Linked DNA regions of Homo sapiens: regions 2 and 3 are each linked to region 1. A link is a loop called in an ENCODE intact Hi-C map of the cell type or tissue named here. Cell type or tissue: CD14-positive monocyte. All regions are shown on one strand. Links, peaks and the distances in the headings refer to the core of each region. The heading gives the core; the rest is flanking DNA. Region 1 holds the start of LOC105373718 (a long non-coding RNA gene). Region 2 has its middle 210 kb from the start of RBMS1. Region 3 overlaps LOC105373718 (a long non-coding RNA gene).

The links. Peaks named below come from ENCODE experiments on the same cell type or tissue, not always from the same donor. Only the 100,000 strongest peaks of a DNase experiment are listed, where the experiment ranks them.
Region 2: it touches region 1 in a loop (4-fold over the local background); 2 of 110 quality-filtered maps call a loop at or near these places.
Region 3: it touches region 1 in a loop (4-fold over the local background); 3 of 110 quality-filtered maps call a loop at or near these places.

The regions. Positions count from the first base shown.
Region 1 is chr2:160,647,537-160,654,113 of GRCh38, reverse strand. It overlaps LOC105373718 (a long non-coding RNA gene), which reads left to right and starts at 5,592. Exons shown (of 3, transcript XR_923526.3): 1 at 5,592-5,744; 2 at 5,911-6,000. In CD14-positive monocyte, for the core only: no CTCF peak of the experiment used is centred there; DNase peaks (open chromatin) are centred at 1,643, 2,443 and 3,193; H3K4me3 peaks cover 1,434 bases; H3K27ac peaks cover 3,591 bases.
Region 2 is chr2:160,700,912-160,707,488 of GRCh38, reverse strand. No RefSeq gene overlaps it. Among named protein-coding and RNA genes, the nearest start is that of RBMS1, 210 kb to the right of the region's middle. In CD14-positive monocyte, for the core only: no CTCF peak of the experiment used is centred there; a DNase peak (open chromatin) is centred at 3,398; H3K4me3 peaks cover 1,064 bases; H3K27ac peaks cover 1,030 bases.
Region 3 is chr2:160,563,200-160,569,776 of GRCh38, reverse strand. All of the region lies in intron 2 of LOC105373718 (a long non-coding RNA gene), which reads left to right. Among named protein-coding and RNA genes, the nearest start is that of RBMS1, 73 kb to the right of the region's middle. RefSeq lists an enhancer at 1-126. In CD14-positive monocyte, for the core only: no CTCF peak of the experiment used is centred there; a DNase peak (open chromatin) is centred at 2,846; H3K4me3 peaks cover 3,166 bases; H3K27ac peaks cover 4,937 bases.

The DNA of each region.
Region 1 (6,577 bases), core at 705-5,704:
AATTGCCCTTAGCAAAAGTTTTAAAACAGAGGCTTTTACAGGCCATATTCTGTAATCATAATCCAATAATATCAGAATAAATCATAAAAATACCCAAACAATTGCACCTACTTGGAAATTAAGACCCATACTCCTAAATAATCCTTGAAAACAAAAGTGGTTGCTAAAAATGGTATGCAGTAGAAGAGACCCGCACCTTGCATGTACACAGCCCTCCCTGAGAGATAAGAAGTCATCCTTCATTCTCATCGGTCATTTTTATCTTTAGCAAAGCATCCACACCTATTCATCTTATCTCCTGGTGTCTGTCTGGGATTGATATTTACTTGTTTATTTATTTATATCACTGATTTGTTCTGTTAAAAATAAACCAGTAATTCAAGAACAAATTAAACTGTCAACTTTTTAAAATCAAATAAAGCATGTGGTTAGTTTTGGTATTTTCAAATATGTAGTTTAATGTAGTTTTATGCATTGAAGTTAATAATGTGAAACACTTAGGGCAGGGCACAGCAGTGTGTCCCACATGCAACATTAGTTATTGTGTTCATACCTCAGTCCCTATCTCCTCAGCTGAGTAGAAAGTCCTCCCTCCCCAGCCCCAACCAACCTGTAGGTTCCTCCCCTAATGTGCTCCAAAGTCTCCCATGGTGCCTTTTTCTCCCTATAGGGCCAGTTCCCATTACTCCCAATTCCTGGAGCTGGAATTTGGACATGTCTCCCTGAAGCTGGAAATACACCAGAGAACGTCTTAGAGCAGCTAGAGCTTCCCACATAGCACTTGGCCCAGCTCCTCCTTTCTAACTGTGCTTGTTGCCTTCTCGACAGAAACACAGGAGGGCCTTCTTTCCAGCTCTCTGAGAAATGGTCAGGAAGTAGAAATGCACAGCCCTCTAATTTCAGGTTCCAATGTCTGCCCAGAGTTCCCAAGCATGTAGGCCTCATGGAAATTACATTCTAATGCAGGAGACAGAAAATAAACACATAAACCGATAATAATATAATAACAGGTAGTGACAAGTGCTATGAAAAACATACAGCAGGATAGACCAATCAGGATCCAGCCAGGAAAACAGTCCAATAAAGAGTATTCCAGGATTTAATATGGGAAATTAGAACAGTGTCAGAAATGCTTAAAGAGCAAACATGACAATAAGGCAAACTGGGAATTTGCAATTGCCTATTGGGCTGGAGAATAAAGGAAAGAAATGGTATTATTGAAGCCCAGAGGCCAAGGCCACTTCGCAGATGCTAGAATCATGGGGGAGATGCAGCCATATCTGGAGATGCCACCCAAAGGAGAGAAAAGGTGAGAAATCTCCTGGGCGTTTCCACTTCCTTCTTTCTCCTCTCCCCCAAAAGAGTAATGACCAAAGTTAACTTGAAGCCAACTGGCAAAGGAGGCTAGGAGATGTGATTTGCAGAGATCAGCCTCCGCAGTAGAGAGAAAGTGGAGGAAGGTGGGGCATGGGTCTGAGATGAGACAGACAAAATCCCAGTTTGCTGATAGAGGGATTGCCAGTGGTGACAGATGATGGGAGGGGACTATTTTAGAGAGGATGGTTAGGAAAGATCTGTGAGGAGCTGACATTTCAGCAGACACCTGAATGAAGTAAGAGAGTAAGTCATCTAAAGATGTGAGGAAACCACACTGGGCAGAGGGAGGAGCCAATGCAGACTCTGAGAAAGGAACTAGCTTGGCACGTTCAAGGAGCAGACAGGAGGCGGATGTGGGTGGCGCAGAATGAGCAAAGGATAAAACAGCAGGAAAGGAGATCAGAGAGATGGAAGAGGCCAGAGCATGCAGGGCCTTCTAGGCCACCACGGCCAGGAACTTGGAGTTAGTGACAAATGTGATGAGAAACCACGAGAATATTTTGCATAATATAGTGATGTGAACTGATCAACATTTTTAAAAGATTATGTTCCTATTGAAAATACAAGTACCTCAGTTGCTGAGCACACACTTGTTCCTGTGAATCTGTGTCGTTCTGCCTCCCATCCTGCCCCTCTGGTGCTATCACAGCAGCCCTGCAGAGCCAGGGTTCAAGGCCTCTTCTCAGAGCCCAAGGAAAATGCTCCTGAGTGTGCCCTTATCTTTGGAAATGACTGGTTGTAGTGAGAGAAAGATAACCTCTGACAGTCTCTGTGTAGCAAGACCACATCTCTGAGAGATGATTCCTGACACTAGTCAGGAAGGCGGAACTAAGTTCACTACATCAGCCAGGGGTCCAGACTGCCCTATCAAGAAAAAGAAAAAAGTCTTTTAAAAAGATTCTGTGTAGGTTGTAAGAAACTTGTAATTCAATGTCCAAAGCCCTCCTACCTTAGCCACTTCCCTGGAAACTCTTACAATTATGGCCCTAAACTCCTCATACAGGATATTTGTCTGGTTCTGCTGAAATATCCAGCCCCAAAGAGCACATCCTCTATTAGTCACATACTAAACTGTTAAGCAGAACATCCCACGACTCCCATCTGGGACTTGCAAGCTTGATACAGCACAATTACAGTGTGGGCATAGTGTTACTTTTTCCAGAGCAGCTCTATCACCACCATTGTCTGTCAAGCAGTCAGATGGAAGCAGGCTTGAGGGGGATGATGACTGAATTTTCCGGGTTCTATCAATAGCAAAGCTGTCTACTAGTTGGGATCAGAACTATGAAAAGGTCAGAAACATTTTAATGAGGAATACAGGTTCTTGGGGGTGAGGAATGCCAGATAGTTCTCTTCCCACCGGAATTCCAGCTACTAGGATTCATTCACCCTGTTCTTTATAGAAAATTAACTGGAATAAAAATATAAAGAAGTTTCATGTGTCAGAAAATATTATTCTCATTATTTTCTTCAACATTTAACAATATAAAAACCACACTTAGAGCCATATAAAAATGAGCAGTGGGTCATTTTTGACCCACTGGTTTGGCCTATGGGCCTCAGTTTACCAACTCCAGCCCCAGGATGGAGTCTAGCAGTTGACAAAACCCTTCCTCCATATAGAAAGCTTCTCATAGCTTGTTTAAATGTGAATGGAAAGCCAGAGATCACTAGACAGGTGAGGAAAGTCTCTAACAGAGGAGTAGGAAACCAAAATTTAAAAACAGCAAAAAAAAAAAAAAAAAAAAAAAAAAAAAAGGAACTTGCAGGGAACAAAACCAATGCAGAGAATAGGAAGAAATCCGCCCCTAGTCACATGGGTCCTCAAAGGGACTCATGAAATGAAAAAGGAGAAGTGTCACAGACAAAAGATCCAGAATCAGAATGCCATTGGATTATTCAACTCCAGCAGTGGAAGCTAGAAAACAATGGGGCAATTACTTCAAAATGTGGAGCAAAAATGATTTCCAACCTGGAATAGGTAGCAGGCCTTGAGAATAATCAGACTGCGTTGGAACATGAACATGGAGAGTTAGGAATGAATTAGTGAGTGTGTATAGATAACCAAGCTAACAAAAGAACAAACAATTATTAACAGGGAAAACAAGAAGGTCAACAAGAAAGGAAATATAATAATACTATACCACATGACTCAGCTGTGACTAAAAATCACATTCAGAACAATACAAACACTGAAGTGTGATCTACCTTGAAATTATATAGTTCTGTAGAAAGTTAGGGTGGAACTGAAGAGGGCAGATATTTAAGAAAGCTCAATTCTCATCTTCCATGGTATACAGGAAGTCCAAAGATAATATCTAAAACAGGAAAATCAAGTAAAAGCAGTTTAAATATGGGATTTTGAAATATAGAGGAAATACCTAAAGAATAACTCTCAAGAGTTGAAAGTGGTTATTCCTAGAGACTGAGAATGGAGGTTGGAGAAGAGGTAACTCTGTTATTTATGTGAAATATGCAATTTGGCGTATAAAGTTGAGAGTCAAATGAAACATTCAGCTCTAATGCAAAAAAATAATTTCCCAGAACTATAGTTTAATGGTGACCAGATTCTCTGATTTTCATAGGATATTTTTCCCCATCTTTGAATCTAATTTTGTAAAACCATTCCTGTAAGATTAAATTTCTTGAATAGCAATGTTACAGGACCCTTGCAGTGTTGCTTCACCAGCCAGAAACCTCTGTGGCCAGCGGCGCCTCTGCCCGAGTTTTGCTGTGGCCCACTGAGCTCATTTTGCCCACTTGGCCTGTCAGGCTGCGCTTGGCTCCCTCTACCAGCTTGGATCCCATGCCTGCCAAGGGCGAGCCAGGTGTGGAGAAGTGAGGGGTGTGTGAGAGAGCGTGGGATCCGGCCACTGTGCACAGCCAGGCATACCAGCTGCAGCAGGACAGGCACCTCTAGGCACCAGCATGGGCGCTAGCTCCCTGCGAGGCTGTGGCTTGACGAGACGTACCATAAGCAGCTTCCACGGCTGACACTGGGGAACATAGTGTGGCACCCAGAACCTTGGAGATGCCCAGAACCACAGAGTCCTAAAGCGGGTATCACAGCCCTGGCTCAGGGATCTCCTAGGTCTGGGGTCCCCAAAGGGCTGCAGCTCTTTTCTCCTTCTCTCCTTCTTGTTGCCCGCAACATGGTGGGCAAAGGTCGTGTTTCAGCCCTGTTTGTGCTACTGCTCCTTCAGCCCTGCCATTCAGTGGGTCCTGAGTTCTTATCCTGCCTCCAGGAAGAATTAGGTACACAGACAAGTGGAGGGTAAGGAAGATGAAGAGGAGCTTTTTTGAGCAATAGGAGAGCTCAGAGGAGACCCGCAATGGGCAGCTCCTCTCCGTAGCCAGTGTCCCGACGAGTGTTCAGCTCTCAGCACAGGGTAGCTCTTCTCTACAGCTGGTCGTCCTATCATTTCTTTAGCTCTCAGCAGAGAGGGTCGTCCCATTGTCTCCCCAGCTCTCAGCAGAGAGGAGACTCTGGCGTGGGCAGCTTCTCTCTGCAGCTAAGTCTTCCCATTGTCTCCTCTAGTCTGGCTGAGTCCGGGCTTTCACGGGCCTCAGAGGGGAGGAAGTGTACGCTGATTGGTCCATGGCCATGGGAAGGCCTGGAAAAAGGCACCACAAGTTCCCACTCTTGTCCGCAGGACTAGAAGCCTGGCCCCCAGGCTTCAGGACCTCCCTGGCTTCACGGGGGACCTGTCCCCCTCCCCACAGTAGTCTGTCTGCTTCTTGCCACTGTTCATGGCGCCCAGGCTGTTTGTGCCAAGGGGCGCCTGCAGACCAGTGCCAAGCTGCCCTCAGTGCCCCCTCAGTCTCCCTCCCAAGCTTGTTGGCATCCAAAGTCCAGAGGGGGCCTAGGTGGCAGGGGGCTGGCTTGTTAGCATTGCCCTGAGCGTGAGCACACCTAGCCAGGTTGTGACAGCACCTGGGCTTGTCTTCAACTTTTCTCTGTGATCAGAGCAGGCGCTAACAGAGGGGAGAAGCCAGGCAGTGGGAGCAGACACCTCCGAGCCTGTAGGGGGAAGGGAAAGCTTTCCCGGGCCCGGGAGAGTACAGTTGTGCCTGGGTCCCCAGCAGCAACTTGGACAGCTGCAGCCACGCCTGGGAGGGTAGGGATCCTGCCTGCTCCTGCCAGCTCTGTGGAATGTGGCACTGCCCCAGACCCAGCTCCACCTTGGGGCCTCTCTCTGCCCGCCCCTCTGTGCCTGACCGCGCTGCTCCCCCACCGGTGGGAGACTGGCTCAGCTCCCAGGGCAGTGGGTGAGGTGCAGGTGGCGCAGCACTCGGGCCAACCCGGCACAAATGAACCTGACGCTCCTAGGGCCGGCCCTGCGTGTACCAGCTGCGCTGTCGGCCAGGTATTCACCTCCCCCAGCATGCAGTGGGAAGTGAGGTTGAGGCCGCGGTGGAGGCCGGGCGCGAGAGCAGGTGCTGCCCGGCCGTGCGAGGGTGGGGGTGGTGCAGTCGGCTGCCTCGGGGACGCGGGGTACAGGGGACCCACCGCCACCACTGCTGCTCTCACAGCTGCTCCTGCTGCCGCCTCTTGCGCCTCCCCACTGCAGCCCACATGATAGCAGCGGCCCCTCCGGATGGCCTGCCGCTGCCATCAGCAAGGTGAGTCATTTTGTCAGTACTCAAAGAAGCCTATTTAAATGGTGTACCCCAGGATGTTCAGTGCACAACCTAGACAATGCTGTCAACCTGCCTCATACTTCTTACCTGCTCCATGTTTACAAACTATAAGATAAAATCCAGAACGAGTGGCACTGATTTGCTGAAATTAGATCATCTCTTTATGGAACAAGTTGTGACTGTTTTCATTTCATTTAGCCAATTATTTTAGAATAAGCTTACTACCAAAAACCTAATAAACCGTATGGAGACATTTATGGGTATGCCAAACCAAGCTAGAATGGAGCAAAGCAGTATCTGTGGCAAAGAGCAAGCTTCTCAGAAGTGCTTTCTAGAGGCATTTTCCAGTAGAGGCACTTTCTCTCCAACCGTCTGTGTTTGCACCTGAATCACATCAGTGTAGCCAGATGCCAAGTCTCTGAGAACCACTGAAGAACACTGGACACAGATTGATGTCAAAATGGGGAAGCAAACCAAAGCAAAAATGCTACTTAACCAGAAAACTTGGGTAGAAAACAGCTGTATGAAAAATGACATAGCCATTCAAAGCACTCTGCCA
Region 2 (6,577 bases), core at 489-5,488, 54 kb before region 1:
AATTAAAGAGCTTCTGTACAGCAAAAGAAACTATGAATAGAGTACACTGACAACCTACAGAATAGAAGAAAGTATTCACAAACTATGCATCTGACAAAGGTTTAATATCCACGATCTATGAGGAACTTAATTCAACAAGCAAAAAACAAATAACCCCATTAAAAAGTAGGCAAAAGACATGAACAGACACTTCTTCAAAGAAGACATATAAATGACCAACAAACATATGAAAAATGCTCAACATCACTAATCATTAGAGAAATGCAAATCAAAACCACAATGAAATACTATCTCACACCTGTCAGAATGGCTATAATGAAAAAGTCAAAAAATAACAAGCAAGACAGTGAGAAAAAGAGAACACATATACGCTGTTGGTAGGAATGTAAATTAATTTAACACTGTGGAAGGCAGCATGGAGATTTCTCAAAGAACATAAAACAGAACTACCATTTGACCCAACAATCCCATTACTGGGTGTATACCCAAAGGAAAATAAATCCAAAAAGATACATGCACTCATATGTTCTACCAAAAAGACAGTGCTATTCACAATAGCAAAGACATGGAATCAACCTAGGTGTCCATCAACAGTGGATTAGATAAAGAAAATGTGGTATATATCCACCATGGAATACTACACAGCCATAAAAAAGAATGAAATCAAGTTATTTGTGGCAACGTGAATGCAGCTGGAGGCCATTATCCCAAGTGAATTTACTCAGGAACAGAAAACCAAACACCATATATTGTCACTTGTAAGGGAGCTAAGCATTGGGTACACATGGACATAAAGATAGAAACAATAGGCACTGAGGACTACTAGAATGGGAAGAGAGGTAGAGGGGCTGAAAAAGTACCTACTGGGTGTTATACTCACTGCCTGGATGATGGGATCATTTGTACTCCAAACCTCAGCATCATGCAGTATACCCATGTAACAAACCTGCACGTGTACCCTCTGAATCTAAGACAGAAGTTGAAATTATAAAAAAAAGATAAATGAATTGAATTTTAGCTTTAAAAAATGCATCATATACCTAAATATAAGGGCTAAAACCATAAAATTATTAAAGTATGAGAATAAGTGTGGCTACAGTTAACAATATTGCATTTTATATTCCAAAATCGCTAGACGAAGGGATGTTGAATGTTTTCACCATAAAGAAATGATAAATGTATAAGATTATGGTCATGTTAAATACTCTGCTTTGGTTCTCACACATTGTTTAAATGTATCAAAACTGTACCCCATAAATATGTACAATTATTATGTGTCAATAAAAAACAAAGGAGAAAAGAAAGTATGGGAGTACATCTTCATGACCATGGATGAGGTAAAGCCTTCTTAGATATGACACTGAAAGCATAAGAAACAAAAAATAAAATGGGTAAATTGAACTTGTTTAAAATTTAAAACTTTTGTACATGAAAGGATACTTTTAAGAAAGTGAAATGGCAACCCACAGAACAGGATAAACTAATATGCAAATCAGATAAGGGTCTAGTATCCAGAATATATAAAAAGAACTCTTACAGTTCAATAATAAAAATGCAAATGGCCCAATTTAAAAATTAGCAAAGGACTTGATAAATATTTCTCCAAAGAAGATATACTAATAGCCATCTTGAAGCTTTTTTACCAGCTGATTCTCAATAATTTTTGTCTTTCCTCCACTCTTGCTTTCGCATTGCCCTGGCTACACCCCAAAAGGGGACATCACAAGAAATTGTACCCTTTGAAATCTGAAGTACTTTCATCCCAGTGTCTCATCACTAACTGTGCCTACTTCATTGCTTTTTCAACCTCCTGAGCCCTCTCATCTCTTTTTTCCAGTCTATCAATGCTTCTTCTGCATACACACATAAATACACACACAAAGGAATGATGCTGGGTATTATATCCCTAGTGATGGACAAATAAACAAGGTGAAAATGATGACAATGATGACAATGATTCTGATAAACGCATACCAGTAAGTGATCAAGGGCCTCCCTGGAGTAAACCCCATCCCGCCGGGTGAGAACGTACTTCACCCCCTTTCCAAAATCAACAGAACCTGATCAAAGCAAAAGGATTTGTTATCCCTCAAGAAACCTCCTAGTAGCTGATGGCTTTGCCAGTGTTATTGTTCTAAGCCCAATCACTTCAGATAAAATTATGATGCCACATTCTGAGACCTAAAGTATTTCCCTTCTCTGCTAACTTTGTCTCCTTTTCTCCCTCACCCTCCCTTGAAAACCCCTTTCTTTCTTAGAGTTCCCCCCACCCTCTGTGTCTTCTTCATCTTGGCTGGGAACACATGCTGGTCCCTCTGAGGGAAATGTCCGTTTAGCAGCCCTTGTTTCTCCGTGTGTTTTTGGTCTCCGTAGGCTGCTCCTATAACTTCTCCATACCTGCTCTCTAGACAGCTGATACTTATCAGTAGTGAAAACCTGCCCCAATGTGATAAATATAATTTTTGTCTGCTTGGCAGCAGGTTACACACAAGGAAGTGCACAGAAAGTTGCTAAAAGGCACATATTCCCAGGGTTACCTGGCTAACAAGCAACGATAAGGGAAGAAGAGATCAAATGAATTGGATAAATGCAGTAAAGAGAGAGAGAAGAGCTCAATGTATGATAAATTGTCAAAGATGCAGGTTTTGAGAAAAATGGACCAACTTTATTAAAGAAGATTTTAAAAGTTGTTTAGATTTGGTAACTCTCATCTTTAAAAAAAATACATAAAAACAAAACATTTCTTGAATTTCCCGCTAAAAAGTTTAAATCATTACAGTTCTGTTTTGTTAATTTTTGCAATACTTAAACAAAAAATGGCATAAAAAGCCCCACCTTAAAAGACCGTGTTCAGAACTGTTTTCTTTGTCCCTCTCATGTTCATACCAGTTGGTGTCCTCTTTCTGCAGGGGCCTTATATCTGTTCTGAGCCACATCATTGTGTAAATGCTCTGAAGTATGAGGTAGGAGTGGCTCCCTGGCAGTGGTCTCTGTTTGCATGCCCACAGTGATTCTAGAAAACATCTGGGCCATATGGTGCTCAAGTCCCGGATGCCAATTTGGATGTACTGAAAGAAGAACTGAAACATAGAAGTAGAGATGCCAAGCAGAAACCAGGGTAAGAGCAGGCAAAGTTTCTTAGGTTCTTCTCTTGGTGGGGGGACCTCAAACCCTACCAGACCACCCAGCATTGCAAAAACCTTCCTGGCAGGGCTGCAATCTGGAAGTGCAATTCCACACCTCACCCTAACCCAGGTCTGAACTACCACCCAAGGGGCAGGGGTCAAAGCTTCCCATTCATACCCACGTTCTCTGATTTGCAATCTTACCCTCAGCCTCCGTGTTGTCATTCAATTCAGAGAAAGCCTTTCAACGAGGCCACAGAGGTCACGGAGACGACTCAAGCTCTTGCGAAGGCGGAGTTTCCCATTTCCTGACTTAACATCTGCCACTCAGTTTGAGGCTCTCTTTCTTCCTCTTAGCTTTAAAGAAGAAAAATTATTGAATAGCCCAGGGCTAGGGGTAGCAAAAAAATCTCATTACTTCTTCTCTGCTGTCTTCTCTCAGGATGCATTTCCTAGTCAATATTCTTGCAACAAATCATTTTTAATTTGAAAGTCACACTCCTCCATAAAAATGTACACAAATATTAGGAGGCTAGGCAGGGAATTGCTGTGCTCAGCATATTGTAAATACAAGAACTGTTTCCCTAATGCAAGAGGCATAAATTATCAATTTATCTTTCCATGGCTGTCTCATCTGGTTATAAATGATAGCAGAGTTTTAACTAAATATAAATATTGAAGTTCATTAAACAACTAAGATTTCATCCAAAAACAAAAACAAAACAGTAGAAAACTGGGGCTTATGTCGCATCTAAGCAAATGAAAGCAGGGTAAAAATTGGTTTAAGTTAAAGAAAATAATATTTAAATGTTGCTTGGAAGTTGATTTAAAAAACAAAGTAAACCTAAAGACTTGAATAAAGATGAAAATGACCTTTAAATTATTTTTACTTTATTGCAAATAGAATTAAAACTAGTTATTGGCCCGGCACGGTGGCTCACGCCTGTAATCCCAGCACTTTGGGAGACTGAGGCAGGCAGATCACCTGAGGTCAGGAGTTCGAGACCCACCTGGCTAACATGGTGAAAGCCCATTTCTGCTAAAAATATAGAAAAAAAAATTAGCTGAGCATGGTGGCATGCGCCTGTAATCCCAGCTACTCTGGAGGCTGAGGCAGGAGAATTGCTTAAACCTAGGAGGCAGAGGTTGCAGTGAGCTAAGATCACGACATTGCACTCCAGCTTGGGCAACAAGAGTGAAAAACTCCACCTCAAAAAAACTAGTTATTTACTTGCAAATAATTACTGAGATTCTATGAAGTTTAATTCTGCAAGTAATATTTGTATGTTGCTTATCATAGACTAAAGTAGGAAGAATGAAAGTTATTTTTGTGTTTTTCCATGGACTTAGAGAACACAGTCTGAGAGATACTCCACGAGTGAGTTCAAGTAAAGGAGGATCAGTGTTTTACATTTCTGAATATGAATGTGGGTGGAGTGTGTGTAAGTGTATGCATTTATGTGAGGGGTAGGTGTACATAAATAAAAACACTTTAAGATTTTATTTACTTCTGTAGAGTTTGAAGTTTTGAAATCAAGCATATATGTAGGCAAAATGAAAAAAATTAATATAACATCTCTGCAAATCATTTGAGAATTGAGAAGACATCTTAGTAATTATCTCTTCCTCCCCTAAATTTACCCATAAGCCAGTGAAGACCCAGAGGCAGCAAGCGGTTCTCATTCAATCTATGGTGTAGAATTCAGGCAGCCTCTTCATGATGCTATTTTCATGGTGCAGTCTTCTCAGGGCCTTCCTAGTTTTTGTTTGTTTCCACTTAACATTTTAATTTTTTTAATAAAAAACAAAGTATAAGAGCAGAACCAAGTAGAATCCATATGAAAGAAAACCCATTTCTGCATGATTGCTGTAAATTGTAGATCCTTTGCCCTCAGGTGAACATGTCAGTGATCAAGCATTCATGTAAGCAACAAAGCTCACTTCAGAAAGACTCACATTTTAATTTACTTTGAACATCTTAAAGATGCTCCACATGTATACAAATGAGCACCTTTTATTCTTTTATGCTTATGAGAAATCTTTAATTCTTATGAAAAACACTACTTTTGTGTAAAAAAAAGTTGGTTATTTTTTGCTAATAAAGAAGTACTTTATTAAAAACTTTTTGTCAAAAAGAAAGAAAGAAAGAAAATGCCAAGTGGGTTATTTACTCTAGGTCTTTACGGGAGGCTACAAAACCAACCAGCAAGTATCAATTACAGATGGTGGCAGGGGAAAACTGAAGCATCAGAGACAGAAAAGCAGTTCTGAGTGTCAAGCATGAGGGATGAAGCAAGACTATAAATAGGCAAACAAGTCAAGAGGTTGCACAGTGAATGCAGGAAACAGCTTTGGGAAAGAGAATGGGAGTCCCAATTTTGTGTGGCTTTGGCTATGTGGCAAAGAGCGTTCAGAATATTTGTACATCCTCCTCGAAGCCTCTGGAGGATTCAAGGAGAAAAAGTAGAAAACATTCACCCCAGTACTTCCTTTACATCATCTCCATTGATTGCACATAATACATACTGCCCTAGTCTTTGATCATTTTGTGTATTGGTTAGATAACATTTGCTCTGTGGATTGCCTTCCTCAATTAGATTATAAGCAGTTTATAAACAAAGGCTATATTTTACACAATGCAACCATCATGATGCCTAATGAACCTGTTTAATAATAGGCACTTACAGTATTTCTTTATAAATTACCAAATAAATTAATAGCAGGACTTTTGCAAGATATTATTTGATTATCCACCCAAAATCCAATCATATATTTATTGTGCACCTATTACGTATAAACTATTGGCATAGATGCAGGGGATAAAGAAATAAACCAGGAAAAAAAAAAAAAAAGAATTTCACCCTATGTGAGGCAGTCAAGCAAACACATCTTTATATCATTGGCTAGTGCCATACCTAGAAGCAGTGAAAGCTGAAAACAGGGTAACCAATCTCTTCACAGAAAGTCTAGATGGGGTTATCAGGGAAGGCTTCACAGAAGAGGTGACTTTTTTTCCCGAGTTTGAAAGCTAATTAGGAGATTTTTAGAAGGACAAGGTGTGGAAGTATGTAATACAACTCTTTAAGTGTGTCTCCATCCCAGAATTCTTGGGTTTAAAATGGTGAAGAATGATGCTGGAAAATAGGCATGGACCAGACTGCGAAGAGGCTTAGATGCCACAAGAAGAAGTTAATCATCATCTCATGAGGCAGTCATTCCTAGACTTTTGGATTTTACAGACCAGTGAATTTCAAAGACATTTTAAGATGGCCAAGTTTTTATGTTGCCAAATTAAATCATTTTTTTCAAACATACATTTGCAAACATCAGCATTTCATTTTAGAACATGGTTTTTAAAAAATACCAGAAAGTAGGAAGGACGTAAGTCGCAGAAAAAAACAGTCCCTTAAAAGTAGTCAATTTATTTCTATGAACAGAAAAGCCCCAACAAT
Region 3 (6,577 bases), core at 777-5,776, 84 kb after region 1:
CTAACGGGGCTCGGGTTTGATTCAGATGGAAGGAAGAACCAGGGAAAGCCTTTTCAGGGTTGCAGAGAGAAGTATGGCTGGATACCCCCTTCAGTGGGGTGGGTAGACATGTATTGGTCACCTACTTGTGTCAGCACTGTGCTAGGTGCTTGGATGCAAGGATACACTGAGAGAATCAGGGAAGGATTCACATAGAGATGCCTGTTCAGCTAAGACTTGAGGCATGAGTAAAGGATAACCAGGGGAATACAACGTGGAGTGCCACAGCAAGGAGCAGCAGCAGGGGCACAAGTGTGTAAACGTGAGAGTACAGTCCGTTGTGACTGTAACACATGGGGGCTCGTGTAGTGGGTGCAGAAGGCACGGCATCAAGATGCAAGACTGGAGAGCAAGCAGCCCTTGATAGAGCGAGGCTTGAATCCTGCTAACAATGGAGGTTGATTGACAAGAGTTTAAGTAGGAGGTTGAGATGAAGAAACCTGGGCCATCAGTATGAACCAGGGAGGAGAGATTTGAGGGAGGTCATCTGGAAGCGAGAAAGTGAGTCTTTGAAGTAGTCTACCTGAAAATTAGTGAAAAACTAACCTTGAGTAATGGTAATAAGATTTGAGTGATTTGACGTACAGGGAGCCAGAATGGACATAGCTTGGGAAATAACTGAATGAGTGGTGTGATTGACAGTCAGGGATCAGAGATGAACCTCCAGTCTAGTGGGTGGCTGGTGCTACTGAGTGACGCACTGAGTTAAGCAATGCAGGGAGAAGAGCAAGTTTGGTAGGAAGGTTGATGAGTTTTCAGACATGTTGAGTTGGCTGATTTGAATGGACAGAAAGCAAGTTGATTTTAGTGCCAATCCATTTATATTTCATTCATTCTTCAGTGGAGGTAAAAACTAAGAGTAAAGGAGATGAACAAAAAAAGAGATGAGTGAAAACGGAACTAGGATATATGAGCAAGCAATCATGCTGCTATAAAATTCATGGCAGGTCATTCATTTCCTAAATATTTATAGAACATGTACAATCCCCAAGGTAGTATTCTATAGAAACTGTAAAGATAACTAAACTATATGTAACAAATACTAACATTCAATTAGTTATCATACAGGGCTACAAGAATGCCAAAAACAAAATGCAAAAGTAAAAAATGTATTTATATTCAGGGAGATCTAGTAGCCATGGCCTTATCTAAATGATCAAATGTATTATCACTGGAAGCTGGACATCCTGATGTGGTATATTTCCTAGTGTGATGCAATATGAAATCAACAGCAGCATCTATTAAGTATTCTTGCCAAAAATATTTATCTTGACTTTAATCAAGCCTGTATAACCTAACTTCTGGGTTATAGAAACTAGAGTTAGGAACAAGTCCCATAGCACCAAGAAGAAAAGTCAGAAAAATTCAGGGATGTTCTAGAAGACCACTGACCTAGTCTCTTTAAGAAGTCAATATCATGGTGGGGCATGGGTCAGGGGGCAGGTGAAGGAATTAGTGAAATTGTTCTAGATTAAGAGACTGAAAAGACTTAACAATCAAATGCAATGAATAAACTTTGGATTTAGTTTGAAACAGTCACTATAAACTGCATTTGGGGAGCAAGTTGAGAAATGTTAATATGGGCTGGAGTGTTATATGTTATTAGGGAGGTATTCTTAATTTTCTTAAGTGATAATGGTATCGAGGTTAATAAAAGAATGTTCTTATTTTTAGGAGAAATGGGAAGAATTTAAAGGCCGTGTTAATCAGAATCAGGAAAACAGAACTCACACACACACACAAAAGGGTGTTCAAAAGATGGGATTCAATACAGGGAACTGGCCTAAAAAGTGTCAGAAGTGAAAGGGCTAATGGGACAAAAAGGCAACCCAGAGATTAGCTAAAGCAGGAAACCACTACCACCCTGGGATTGAAGAGACAATGGAAGGAGGTTGTATTACCAGAGTCCAGGAGCCAAGGCTGTCCAGTGGGAACTAGCCAGGACTCCCCAGTGGAAGCCTGGATTGTGGAAAAAGGGGCTGACAGAAGTAAACGAAGTCATTTCCCAAAACACAGAGAGTGGTAGAAACACCCTGTCTTCTCATCCAATCTCCAGCCCATGCTTTACATTGGCCAAAACCTACAAAACCCAGTTGCAAGGGAGTCTGGGAAATGCAGTTTGCAGTAAATGGCTCCCAGAGGTACCTTCACAGTGTAGGGTGAAGAGCAGGGAATGGATCAAAGGCAAATTACTGGCCCCAGAAAAATTGTCATACTTGCAACCTATTTTCGAATGGTCCAGGGAACAAAATATGTACATACATATACATACAGATAAAAGAACTTTGGTAAAATGTGGAATCTAGGTGGGCATATAGATGTTTGTTATATTTCAGTTTTTCTATATGTTTGAAGTTTTTCACAATAAAAAGTAGGTGAAAAATCCATTCTGATACTCTATGAAAGAGAAGTTAGGAACCTGATACGAGGTCATGGCCATGAAAATAGAGGAAATACTAAAATTGAATTTGACAAAGTTTCTTATTAAATTCTTATAACCAAGATGAAAAAAAAAATGTGAGCCAGGGCAGCATTTATCATTTTTTTCTACCACTACACTTTTGATAGTTGATTTTTTTAATTTCACTCTCCCAGGGACATACCCACTATTATTCCCATGCCAGCTATAACACCTAACCCTGTATACCACATGCAAAAAAGTTTGATAAAATGGAAGTTAATGAGAATGGCTTTAACTTGGTGGTAATCTTTAGTCTGTTCTATTTTTTAAAGAAACTAGTTATGAAATACCTCACAGTCCATTGCAAAACACCAGTGTGTTGTGACATTAAAGTTGAGAAACCTTCAGCTAGAAAAATAGTATAATTATAAAGCCACACACATGGTTTCATACTACCCAACTACTACCCAAAGTAGTTGACTAATGCAAAGATGTCAGCCTGGAGGGAGGCTTCTCATAATGCACCAGAGGGTGTTTTTTAGTTTGGCCCTGTCAGTTTTACACATTTATCAATGTCTTGGATGAGATTTAGAAAACAAGATCATAATTGCTAATAGCATGAAACCTAGAGTGAGAGTGAATGCCAGCTGAGGATCCGTAAAGATTTGGATCAGAGTGATGAACAAATATAAATTGGTTTCTAATAGAAATATGTGACCAGTCTTTCATCTGGATCCAGAAAAACCAACTAAGCATAACATGTCTGGTACATAGAACTAGACAGCTTTAGTTCATTCTCTAGTTCTTCCACTAATGACCTGTATAAACTTCAGCAAGGTAACTTTATCTCTCATTAAGTGCCTCCATTGTCACACTGGTAAACAGAAACAATAGTAATATCTACTCCACAGTAGCTTAAGAGAGTTCATATACATCAAAGCAGTTGAATAGTCCGTGGCCCAGATAACAAGAAATGTTGCTTCTTATTAGTGATGTGTGTAGAAGAGGGCTGATGGCTATAGTATCTACTAGATAGGATAAAAAAGATTGATAATACATTCAATAGATTTCAGTTGTGGGACAGAGTTAGTAGTCTATGACACAAGACTATTTTGCTCAATTTTTTATTGTGGTAAAATGCACATAACAAAATTTACCATCTTAACCACTTTTAAGCATACACTTCAGTAGCACTAAGTACATTCACATTGTGTTACATTACCATCCTCCATCTCTGGAGTTCTCTTCATTTTGAAAAAGTTAAACTCTATATCCATTAAAGAACCCCCATTTCTACTCCCCCTAGCCTCTGATAACCATCATTTTACTTTCTGTACCTCTGATTTTGACTACTCTAAGTATCTCATAGAAATGAAACCATAAAGTATATTTTTTGTGACTGGCTTATTTCACTAAGCATAACGTCCTCAAGATTCATCCATGTTATAGCAAATATTGAGTTTTTTTCCTTTTTAAAGCTGAATGATATTTCAGATATAAATACACATTTTGCTTATCCACTCGTTTATCGAGCACCTGGGCTGGTTCCATATTTTAGCTATTATGAATATAGATGTACAAATATCTTTGAAATCCTGCTTTAATTCTTTTGAGTATATACCCCAAAATAGAAATGCTGAATCATATGGTAATTCTATTTGATTTTTTGAGGAACTACTGTATTGTTTCCACAGTGACTATTCCATTTTGCATTCCCATCAGCAGTGCAAAAGGGTTCCAATTATTCCACATCTTCAACACTTGGTATTTTTCTGGGGGGTTTTCTGATAGTAGCCATACTAATGGGTATGAGATGGTTTCTCATTATAGTTTTGATTTGCATTTCCCCAGTGATTTTGAGCATTTTTTCATGGCTTTTTAGCCATTTGTACATCTTTTTTGGATAAATGTCTTGGCACTTTTTGAATCAGGTTGTTTTGTTGTTGTTGAGACTTTAATAGAATCTCACTGCTGTGAATAAGACTGATGAAAGTCATGATTTACTCTGCCCTGCTCGGGCTACAACTTGAACAAGGGCTTGAGATCAGGTGTCATAGTAGCAAACTCTCATAAACAAATCAGAGTCTGTGCAGTACAGAGCTGAAATGCAGGTACTGTTGATAGAATTGGAGGTGTCAGACTGTCTAAAATTTTACTGAGCTGTGGAATAGAATGTTGATGTTGTTTTGTGTGCCCCCCATTGATTTCTCCAGAGCCAATGAGTAAAAATTACCATGACATAGATGCTGAGTCCACATAATGAAAACCTTCCTTATGATTGGAAGAGCTGTTTTGGGGTATGCTAAGTTCCCCGTCCCTGCCATGATAAGACATTATATGTTAGGGTGACTGCTTGGCAAGGGTGTGATGGGACTTAAACTCCAGATGTGTGATTGGATTAGGTGCCTTTTAAGATTGACTCCCAGAAATTCTGAGTTTTTATCCAATGAAAATCTTAGGATTCTAGATTTGTTTCTAATTACATACTTAACTGCTTCCTACACTGCTGCCTTTAAAGCTCTTATTGGGTGTTTTTAGGCTCTGGGCCAACAAGACTGCACTTTTTTTTTCCTACCACCAAAGAGGTTAAATACTCAGTATGTTCATTTTTTAGGAAATGAAGTTGAAATGATTAAACAGGAAATATGCACTTAGCTCCTAATGTTAGCTACATCAAGACAAAATCAATTTCATTTCAAATGGAATGCTATTGGAGAGCTGTTTAGAAATTTGTTGATAGGAAAGAAATATTGAAGGTGAATACACCAGACACAGGAAATGAGAAAATTAAAGATATCTTTCAATGCTAAAAAGCACTCTGTCTTTCCTGTTCTCAAAACCTTGAAGAAATCTTTAAAACGCTCTACTTATTTGAGACATAAATATCTTAGACTAAAAGTCAACAACACCTGGATCAAGAACCAAAATTTTCTCTACTAGGTTGTCTATGGAAACTCAGAAACCTGAATTCTGAAGATGCCCAAATCACTGACCACACATACCTCCATGAATATATAGAGAGGGGGAAAAGCCAGAAAAATCTTGCTAGTTCTAACACCTTTATGTGAACAAGGTCATTGGTCATACCCCACGTGGCCTCTGTTTTCAATTGGTAAGCATTCTTTTTAAGCCTAAGAAGTAGAATTTACACATTATATGCAGCAGTGCTTCATTTCCTTCTCAACGACTAGCTCTGCTGCTTTGGGAAAGGGAAAATTTCCAACTCTCCCAAGGCAGTTGAGTGGCTTATGCCAAACAGTGTTAAGTTTTTCATCACCTGCAACTAGGTTTGTGAGTCTTATGAAATAACCAAAAAGTATGTTCAGAATCTCTGGCCTCCAGTCAAAGACGAAGATGGAAGCATGAAATTGAGGTTGAATATATTATACCTTTCTCCATCTTAGGTTTTTGTGTTTTACCTATAGGGGAAAAAAATCAAATATGTATTTTAAAGATTTATATTTTACATCAAATACATATTTTAATATATCATTGGGGAGGATTTTGTAATCTTGAAATTTAATCAGACTATTCTTTTCAAATTTTAGAACACAAACTAATTTAACATAGCTTCCAGAAACCAGAAATAAGTAAAAATTTGTCTTGCAGTAGTTGAAAATCTGATGTTCTATCATGAGAATTTAAGAGTCTTTCTTTTCTGGAGTTCATATTTTTCACTTCTATCTAGATCCCAAACTCTTTAGTTCACCAGATCTTGGGCCAGGTGATGCAGATTCCTCATTAGAAAGCATCCTCACTTTTAGGTCTGTAGGCCTTTCTAAAGAATTATGAAATGCTCCCTCTACTATTATATTAAGAACATAAGGCTTTTTCTTTTGTTTTACTAGGAATTCCATCAGCAGTGAGATGGAAACAGTCAAAACCAGGAATACAACAGTATTGATAAAAATAAGACAGTTTACATTATCAAGTAGATCTACATTTTTGGATATTTGTTTTTCTGAATGTAATATACAATCCTAAGAAATAAATATTGGCAATAGTATTGAGAAAAAGAAGCTTTTGTAATTCTGAAATGGCTAACAGCATCAGCCTTTTCATTATTTATTAGTACATCAGTAAGTTTGACAGGAAATTATAGCTAAAGCATGTGGGCAAAGTGTGGGGAGAAAGAAG